Linked DNA regions of Homo sapiens: region 1 is linked to region 2. The links are chromatin contacts, found by Hi-C or POLR2A ChIA-PET in ENCODE. All regions are on one chromosome and are shown on one strand. The core of a region is the stretch at or near the end of the contact, and the rest is flanking DNA. Distances in the headings are between cores, read along the strand shown.

Evidence for each region. Hi-C counts contacts between places; a loop is a spot of excess contacts on that map. ChIA-PET counts read pairs that join two places held with the same protein, here RNA polymerase II (POLR2A). Pooled maps may share reads with other maps.
Region 1: a map of naive thymus-derived CD4-positive, alpha-beta T cell shows a loop between it and region 2 (4-fold over the local background). The contact joins the promoter of ADCK2 here to the promoter of PARP12 in region 2. A Hi-C loop is called at or near these places in 1 of 168 maps with a recorded cell type or tissue (naive thymus-derived CD4-positive, alpha-beta T cell) and 7 of 50 pooled maps. POLR2A ChIA-PET finds 5 or more read pairs at or near these places in 1 of 52 experiments (activated B cell).

The regions. Positions count from the first base shown.
Region 1 is chr7:140,670,457-140,674,319 of GRCh38, forward strand. ADCK2 (aarF domain containing kinase 2) reads left to right here and starts at 2,489. Exons shown (of 8, transcript NM_052853.4): 1 at 2,489-3,807. The coding sequence starts at 2,875. RefSeq lists a silencer at 2,424-2,883.
Region 2 is chr7:140,061,656-140,065,661 of GRCh38, forward strand. It overlaps PARP12 (poly(ADP-ribose) polymerase family member 12), which reads right to left and starts at 1,296. Exons shown (of 12, transcript NM_022750.4): 1 at 867-1,296. The coding sequence starts at 1,192. RefSeq lists a silencer at 904-1,223 and an enhancer at 1,234-1,443.

The sequences.
Region 1 (3,863 bases), core at 1,239-3,738, 610 kb after region 2:
TAATGGCTGGTGCTATTGCAAGCTAGTGGTGGTAGGTTTGACTTCTGGGGAGTGGATTGTTAGTTATCAAGGCAAGAGGAGCCACTGGTCACCCTCCCCCGCATTCCTGTCTGTAGCCTAGGTCCCACAGTTTGGGAACCTCCTTAAGGGATGGCTGTCACACTTCCAGCAGTGGGAACCGGGTGCATAGGCCTGTTCTTGCTTCTCTTTCCTTAGCGCCCCTTCCACTTATGATGCCCACAGACCCACCCTTGGGCAGATTTCTGTGGAAGCCTCTCACTTGGGGATAAAGCCTGTCTATATGTAGAGGTGACTGTGGTCCCTCAAGGCAGGCAGCTGCAAAAATCTCAAAGGACAGAGAAGATGGTTGTAGAAGCAGTACCATGGGACCCTTCAATGGCTCTGTGGGCTGATTTCCAAGCTCCACCCCTCTCCCCTTGGTCACAGGGCCACCTGACTTCCCTTTGGTTCTTCGAGGTTATACAACATCCCCACCTGCCAAACCTCATACCAAACTCCTTCCTATGTTTAGGGCTTTATTTGGCCCCCTCCTCTAAGGCTTTCTCTGGCCTTCCCTTCCTCTCCAGGGTAGTTGCATGCTATGTGTGCCTCTGGTAATCTTTTTTTTTTCATGGCTTTTTTTTTTTTTTTTTTTTGACAGAGTCTCCCTCTGTCGCCCAGGCTGGAGTGCAGTGGTGCCATCCTGGCTCACTGCAACCTCTGCCTCCTGGGTTCAAGCCATTCTCCTGCCTCAGCCTCCTGAATAATCTGGGACTACAGGCATGCACCATCACACCCAGCTAATTTTTGTATTTTTAGTAGAGATGGGATTTTACCACATTGGCCAGGCTGGTCTCGAATGCCTGACCTCAAGTGATCCCCCCGCCTCGGCCTCCCAAAGTGCTGGGATTACAGGTGTGAGCCACCGTGCCCGGTCATTTCTTGCATGGCTTTGCCACACTTTGAAACTGCACATTTTGATTTCTTATCATGGGTGTTTTTTTAAAAAAAATTGAAATTGCACATTTATATGTTCCCATGTTGGGTCCCCCTCATTACGTATTCAGCCAGTAAGGGCAGGATATTTGTGTCCGCTTTCCCAGGGTCCAGCACATGACCTAGCTTGATCAGTACATATTATTGAGCCTCGACAAATATGAGATTGGGCTCAAGAAATATTTATTGGGCTCAGTGAGTATTATTGAATGAATGAATATGGCCTTTCCGGAGCCTTTCCCCAAGGTCCAACACAATTGCCGAATTAATGCAGCCGAGGACACAGCATCCAGTTCCTACTCCTGCAGCCCAGTTACCCCCATCCAACACCACCCCCCTACCCAACCCCCGCTGAAAAGCGGACCTGTGTTCAGAACCTGCCTTCATACTTTTCAGCCATGCTCTTTGGAATAATGAAAGATACGAAGAAGTCAGTGGGAAGATAGACATGGGGAGGGGGACATAGAGGGTGCCTTTGCGTTTTGCTACCCAGGACCCAGGACTCAAGGGCAGGGTGGTCTTGGCCTGGGGTCGCCGTCCTCTTTAAGGGGCGGGTCAAGGGACCCTGGCTGCCCGGGCCTCTGCCACCGACCCTCTGCTCCCTCCGACCCTCACCGCCCAGCACCCAGCCCTCTGCCCCCACCGGCCACCCTGTAACAGCCCAGCGGGTTCACCTTGCCTGCTGCCTAGACAGAGCCGATTTATCAAGACAGGGGCATTGCAATAGAGAAGGAGTAATTCACACAGATCAGGCTGCGCGGGACACTGGGCAGAGTTTTTAAGGACAACTTGGTGGGTGGGGGAAGGCCAGTGAGTCGAGAGTGCTGATTGGTTGGGTCGGAGGTGAAATCTTAGGGAACTGAAGCTGTCCTCTTGTGCTGAGTTAGTTCCGGAGTGGGGGCCTAAGATCAGATGACCTGGTTTATCGATCTGGTAGGTGTCAGTTGATCCATCAAGTGCAGGGTCTGCAAAATATCTTGAGCACTGATCTTATTAGCAGTTTAGGGAGGGTCAGAATACTGTAGCCTTGCTGCCTGACTCCTAAATCATACTTTCTAATCTTTTGGTTAATTTGTTAGTCCTACAAAGACAGTCTATTCCCCAGGCAAGAAGGAGGTTTGTTTTCAGAAAGGGCTGTTATCATCTTTGTTTTAAACTATAAAGTATAAACTAAGTTCCTCCCAAAGTTAGTTCAGCCAACGCCCAGGAATGAACAAGGACAGCTTGGAGGTTAGAAGCAAGATGGAGTTGGTTAGGTCAGATCTCTTTCATTATCTGTTATAATTTTGCAATGGCGGTTTCAACCTAGTGGCCGAACCCGTCCCATCCATCTCCCGCGCCCCTCCGCTCCACCACAGCCCTCGGTGCCTCGGTTCCCTGCACCTGCACTCCCGCCCGCCCCCGACGCTCCGCCCCCGACGCTCCGCCCGCCCTCCACGCTCCGCCCCGCCCTCCCGGCCCCCGCCTGCGCCCGCGCCCTGGGCTGGTGCCCGCCACCCCAGCGATCTCATACTGGCCCCTGGGCGCACGGTGACCCTGCGGCTGCCCGGCCCCTGCCTCCGCCCGCGCGGCCCCCTCGCTCAGGTCGCGGGCGCCCGGGGCCTGGCTTCGCGTGGGTCCTGGCTCCTCCCGTTCCGCAGTTGGTGCCGTCTGACAGCCCCTTCCGCGCGGCGCGGCGCGGCGCGGCGGGTGTCGGGCGGGGCGCGGGCCTCCGGCCTGAGGCCCGGCGAGGTGCTGGAGGGAGCGGGGCGCGGATCCGGCCCAGATGGGCAGCTCCGTCCGCGGGGTCAGGGCCGGGCTTCGGCTTCACCGCAGCCTCGCCTGAGCGGGCGCCTCTGAAGTGGAGGGCGGGCCGCCTGGGCCGCGGGCCTCGGGAGGATGGTGGCGCCCTGGCGCGTCTCCGTCAGGGTTTGCCTGTCGCACCTGAGGTGCTTCGAGCTCAGACAGGGACTCAGCCTCCTGAGGCCCTCCGAGTGCCCTCGCGATGCCAGGCTCTGCTGGCTTCTGCTGGGCACTTTGCCCAAGGTCGTCTCCCTGTGCGGGGACGTGGGTGAGGGGGCCCCTGACGTTCTGAGTCGGCGAAGGGTCCGCTGCAGCGGGGCGGCTGGCGCGGGGCCCGCGGAGAGCCTCCCCCGAGCGGGACCTCTGGGCGGCGTCTTCCTGCATCTCCGCCTCTGGCTTCGCGCCGGCGCTCTGTTGGTGAAATTCTTCCCCCTCCTACTCCTCTACCCCCTCACCTACCTGGCTCCCAGCGTCTCCACCCTCTGGCTCCACCTGCTTCTGAAAGCCACCGAGACCTCAGGCCCAACCTACATCAAACTGGGCCAGTGGGCCAGCACCCGGCGCGATCTGTTTTCGGAGGCTTTCTGTGCCCAATTTTCCAAGCTGCATGTCCGAGTGACGCCCCACCCGTGGACTCACACTGAGCGCTTCCTTCGGCAGGCTTTTGGGGATGACTGGGGGAGCATCCTCTCTTTTGAGAACCGGGAACCTGTGGGCTCAGGCTGCGTGGCCCAGGTGTACAAAGCATACGCCAACACTGCCTTCCTGGAGACTGACAGCGTCCAGAGACTTGGCAGGGCCTCCTGTCTGCCGCCCTTCTCACATACTGGGGCAGTCGGTGGGCTGAGAGAGCTCTTTGGATACCTTGGAAATGGCCGGAAACCTCCAGAAAATCTCGCAGACCAGTCGTTTCTAGAAAGGCTGCTCCTCCCTAAAGCTGACCTGGTTGGATCAAATGCAGGGGTGTCTCGGGCTCAGGTCCCTGGCCACCAACCTGAGGCCACCAACCTCATCTCCGTGGCAGTGAAAGTAAGTGTTGTGAGAGCTCACAGCTCACCTACCCACTGAGCTATCCCAGATCAGAA
Region 2 (4,006 bases), core at 46-2,545:
TGAGGCCCAAATTCTTTAGCATAAACCTCAGCAATCCCTTCCACACATCCCACTGGCCACATGCTATGCACAGAACATGGACGCTAAGTGCTGGGGAGACAGCTGGAGCCTCTGCCCTCAGGGAGTTTCTATTCTACTGGCAGCTGGGTGCCATGAGGAAAATAAACAGTTCCCTGTGACCAAGAGTAAGGGGAGGAAAAATCCTCAAATGGGATGTGATCTTTAGGTTGAGGCCTGAAGGATTAACAAATAGGGCCAACCAAGAGCAAGAAGGGCATTCCAGGCAGAGCAAAGACTCCCAGAAATGCCCAGGCTCCCAGAAATGCCCGGGGGGGGGGGGGTGTTCCAGTCACAGAAGGGTCCTGGGTGGGCAGGGACCAGTGCCCCAGGACCTTGTGGGCGATGGCAGGGAGTCTGCATTTTCCAGTTTGTAAGCAGATTAATAGGGTTGAACTGGGTTTAAAGATCTCTACCAGCTGCTGGGCAGAGAAAACCTTCATTGTCTGGCCTCAAAGCTGGCAAGGGGCGACCCGCGGCGTCGTGGAGTTCCCCTAAGCCGCCGCCTCCCTCCCTCCCCACCCCACACGGCCACACCCGGGTGTTCCACCCGGCACTACCATGCTCTATGTAAATCACTCTCTCCCCCCAGGCGTCTAGAGGACCCCACTCGACCCTGAGTCCCTCGCACTGTGCCAGGTACTCCGCAGGTGCTCATTAAACGCTCGCTTTAGTGAATGACGGTGCGAGGTCAGGGCAGAGCCACCGAATTGTCTGCTCAAACTTCAAGTAGGACCCCCAAGCGGGCTGGAAGTGCGTGAGGGCGCGCAGGACCTCCGCCCGCCGTCGCTCCCGGCGCGGCGCCTTACCCGGCTCTCAGGAACTTGCAGGCGCCGTAGACCATGAACCTGCAGAGGTGGAGCTGCGCGCAGAGCCCCACGCAGCCCGGCTTGGAGCCCTGGTGCGCGCGACACAGGCGCAGCGGCGAGGCGGCCAGCACCACGCGCTCCGGGGCCGCGGCTGCGCCGCCCGCCCGCACCGCCACCACGAAGCGCCCACGCTGCCGCAGCAGCCGCTCCAGCGCGTCGGCGCTCAAGCCCATCCGCAAGCGGCGCCGCAGCTCGGGCAACTCCAGGGCGCCCCCGGCCGCGCACAGCACCTGGGTGACCTCACCGACGACGCCGGCCTGGGCCATGGCCGCTGGGCCTGCTCCCGTCGGACCGCGGGTGGCGCGACGCGGACGGCGGCGGACGCTGGCTGGCGGGCGGCTCTCGCAGGGTGGAGACGCCGGCGGGAAACGAAACCGAAAGCGGCCCCGGGCCGGCGAAAAACAGAACCTGTGCGCCCTCGCCACGCCCCCGGTCCGCAGCTGAGCGGCTGCGCCTTCCGCCTCAGGGCCCCCAGCTGTGAGGCCGCCGCCCGACGGAAGCTCGGGAGCTCTTGAGCTCGGGCGTTCGGCCCGGAGCGCGGGCTGTGGCTGTGGCGGCTCGCGGGGGTCAGTACCTAGTCCCTGAAAATGGCTTCCCTGGATGTTTGAGGGACCAGGAGCCCCTAATGCCGCGATGCTCAGCGCGCCTTCAGTCAGAGGGAGCCTCGAGGGCGGCGGCAGCGCTGGCGGAGCCGGCTGGACGCCGCCGGTTAAAGCCGCTCAGCGTCGCCCAGGCCAAGCCCGGGCTTCGTAGACGGCTCACAGAAACAGGGACAACTGACGGGAGCTCTCACCCCTCGAACAAGTGACAAAAGCGATCACTCCGCATAGAAGACGCACTTAATTAAAGGTTCCTTTCGCCTCGGTGCATCAATGAGTTCCTTCATTTAAACATAAAAGGGTATGTCCTTTAAAAGAGCAAATCCGTGAGCCGAGATTGCGCGACTGCACTCCAGCCTGGGCGACAGAGCGAGACTCCGTCTCAAAAAATAAAATAAAATAAAATAAAATCCGTTACTCCCAGCCCCTGCTAAGTAACGATTGAACAAATATTTTAGAAGACCCTTCAGAGCAAAGGACCCTCTCACACGCTGAGAGCAATGCGAGTTGTTAGAGCCCTTTGAGGAGGTAATCCAGGAATAGCTATTAAAATTGAAAACGCGTGTGACCTTTGACCCAGCAATCTTTCCTCTCGGAATCTTCCAGAAGTAAAAGGAACAGTAAATAAGTTATGTGTGAAAGTGTTACTGGGGGAACCCTACCTGGGAGGTAGGGTTACGTGGGAACAGTGTGGTTGATCTTTAAAGACTATTACGAAGGCTGTTTAACAAGCATGCGTTAGAGCTCCGTGTGCGGATGTAGAGGGGCAGACAGCCATGATGTGGTGGTAAACGAGAAAAGATGGCTGTACAGAAATGTCTAAATAATCAAGTTGAATGATCAAGAATTAATTTTTTTAAATGTCTGAATAACAAAAAGAGAAGCCTGTGTGTGTGTGTGTGGCAGGATATTTTTGAATAAGCACGGAGAAAGATGAAGAAACACACAAGGGTAGTTGAGAGGAGGCAGTAGGAGGTATTAGGAAAATGGAAAAGGGAAGATGAGAGGCAGAAGGATTGTGGGGGGAGAGTACTTACGGTATACGGTATAACATTCACTAAAAATGAATATAAAAATCTTAACTATAGGCCAGGCACAGTGGCTCACGCCTGTAATCCCAGCACTTTGGGAGGTCAAGGCGGGCGGATCACTTGAGGTCAGTAGTTTGAGACCAGCCTGGCCAACGTGGTGAAACCCCGTCTCTGCTAAAAACGTAAAAATTAGCCGGGCGTGGTAACGGGCGCCAGTAATCCCAGCTACTCGGGAGACAGGCAGGAGAATCGCTTGAATCCGGGAGGCAGAGATTGCAGTGAGCGGAGATCATGACACTGCACTCCAGCCTGGGCGACAGAGTGAGACTCCATCTTTAAAAAAAAAAAAAAAATTACCTGTACTATTACTACAAAAATGTAAATAATAAGTGTATGGATAAAGACTAGATAGTAACATGGACAAATGAAAATGAATTTATTTAATTAGGAAATTGAATGAAGGGTTTTCTCTTGGATTTTAATTGTGATTTTAATGTTTTCATTGTATAAAATGTTAATTTTGTTTTTGTTATTGTTTTAGAGACAAGGTCTTGGTCTGTCACCCAGGCTGTAGTATAATGGTACAGTCATAGCTCACTACAACCTGGAACTTCTGGGCTCAAGCGAACCTTCCACCTTAGCCTCCCAAGTAGCTGGGCCTAGAGGCACGTGCCACCATGCCCAGATAATTTTTATATTTTTTTGTAGAGACACTGTCTCATTTGTTGCCCAGGCTGATCTTGAACTCCTGGCCTCAAGCAGTCCTCCCACCTCAGATTCCTAAAGTGCTGGGATTACAGTGAGCCACCACGCCTAGCCTAAAATGTTAATTTTTAATTTAAAATGTTAGGCAGAGTGCAGTGGCTCACGCATGTAATCCCAGCATTTTGGGAGGCCGAGGTGGGTGGATCACTTGAGGTCAGGAGTTCAAGACCAGCCTGGCCAACTTGGTGAAACCCCATCTCTCCTAAAAATACAAAAATTAGCCAGGTGTGATGGTGTGTGCCTGTAATCCCAGCTACCTGGGAGGCTGAGGCAGGAAAATCGTTTGAACCAGGGAGGCGGAGGTTGCAGTGAGTCAAGATCGCACCGTTGCACTCCAGCCTGGGCAACAGAGCAAGACTCCGTCTCAAAAAAAAAGTTAATTTTAGTTGTGGTTTCCATATTTTTTTGCAATAAAATAACATTTTTTAAAAAAGAAAGGAAGAGTGATGTCAGTGAAAATGGTGGATTAAGTATCCCAGCAAGTTTGCCCTTCCATAAAGGAAGCAAGGAAAGAACTGACAAAAATTGTCAGAATCAACTTTCTTAGAGCCCTAGAAATTAGTCACAGGTTTGCAGCAACCCATCTGGCATTTAGTCAGGAAAAACAGCAAACTCTCAGTAAGAACAGCAATATTTATAGTATTTTAATTTACCCTAGTCCTATCGCACCCCCATCTCTAGTTCC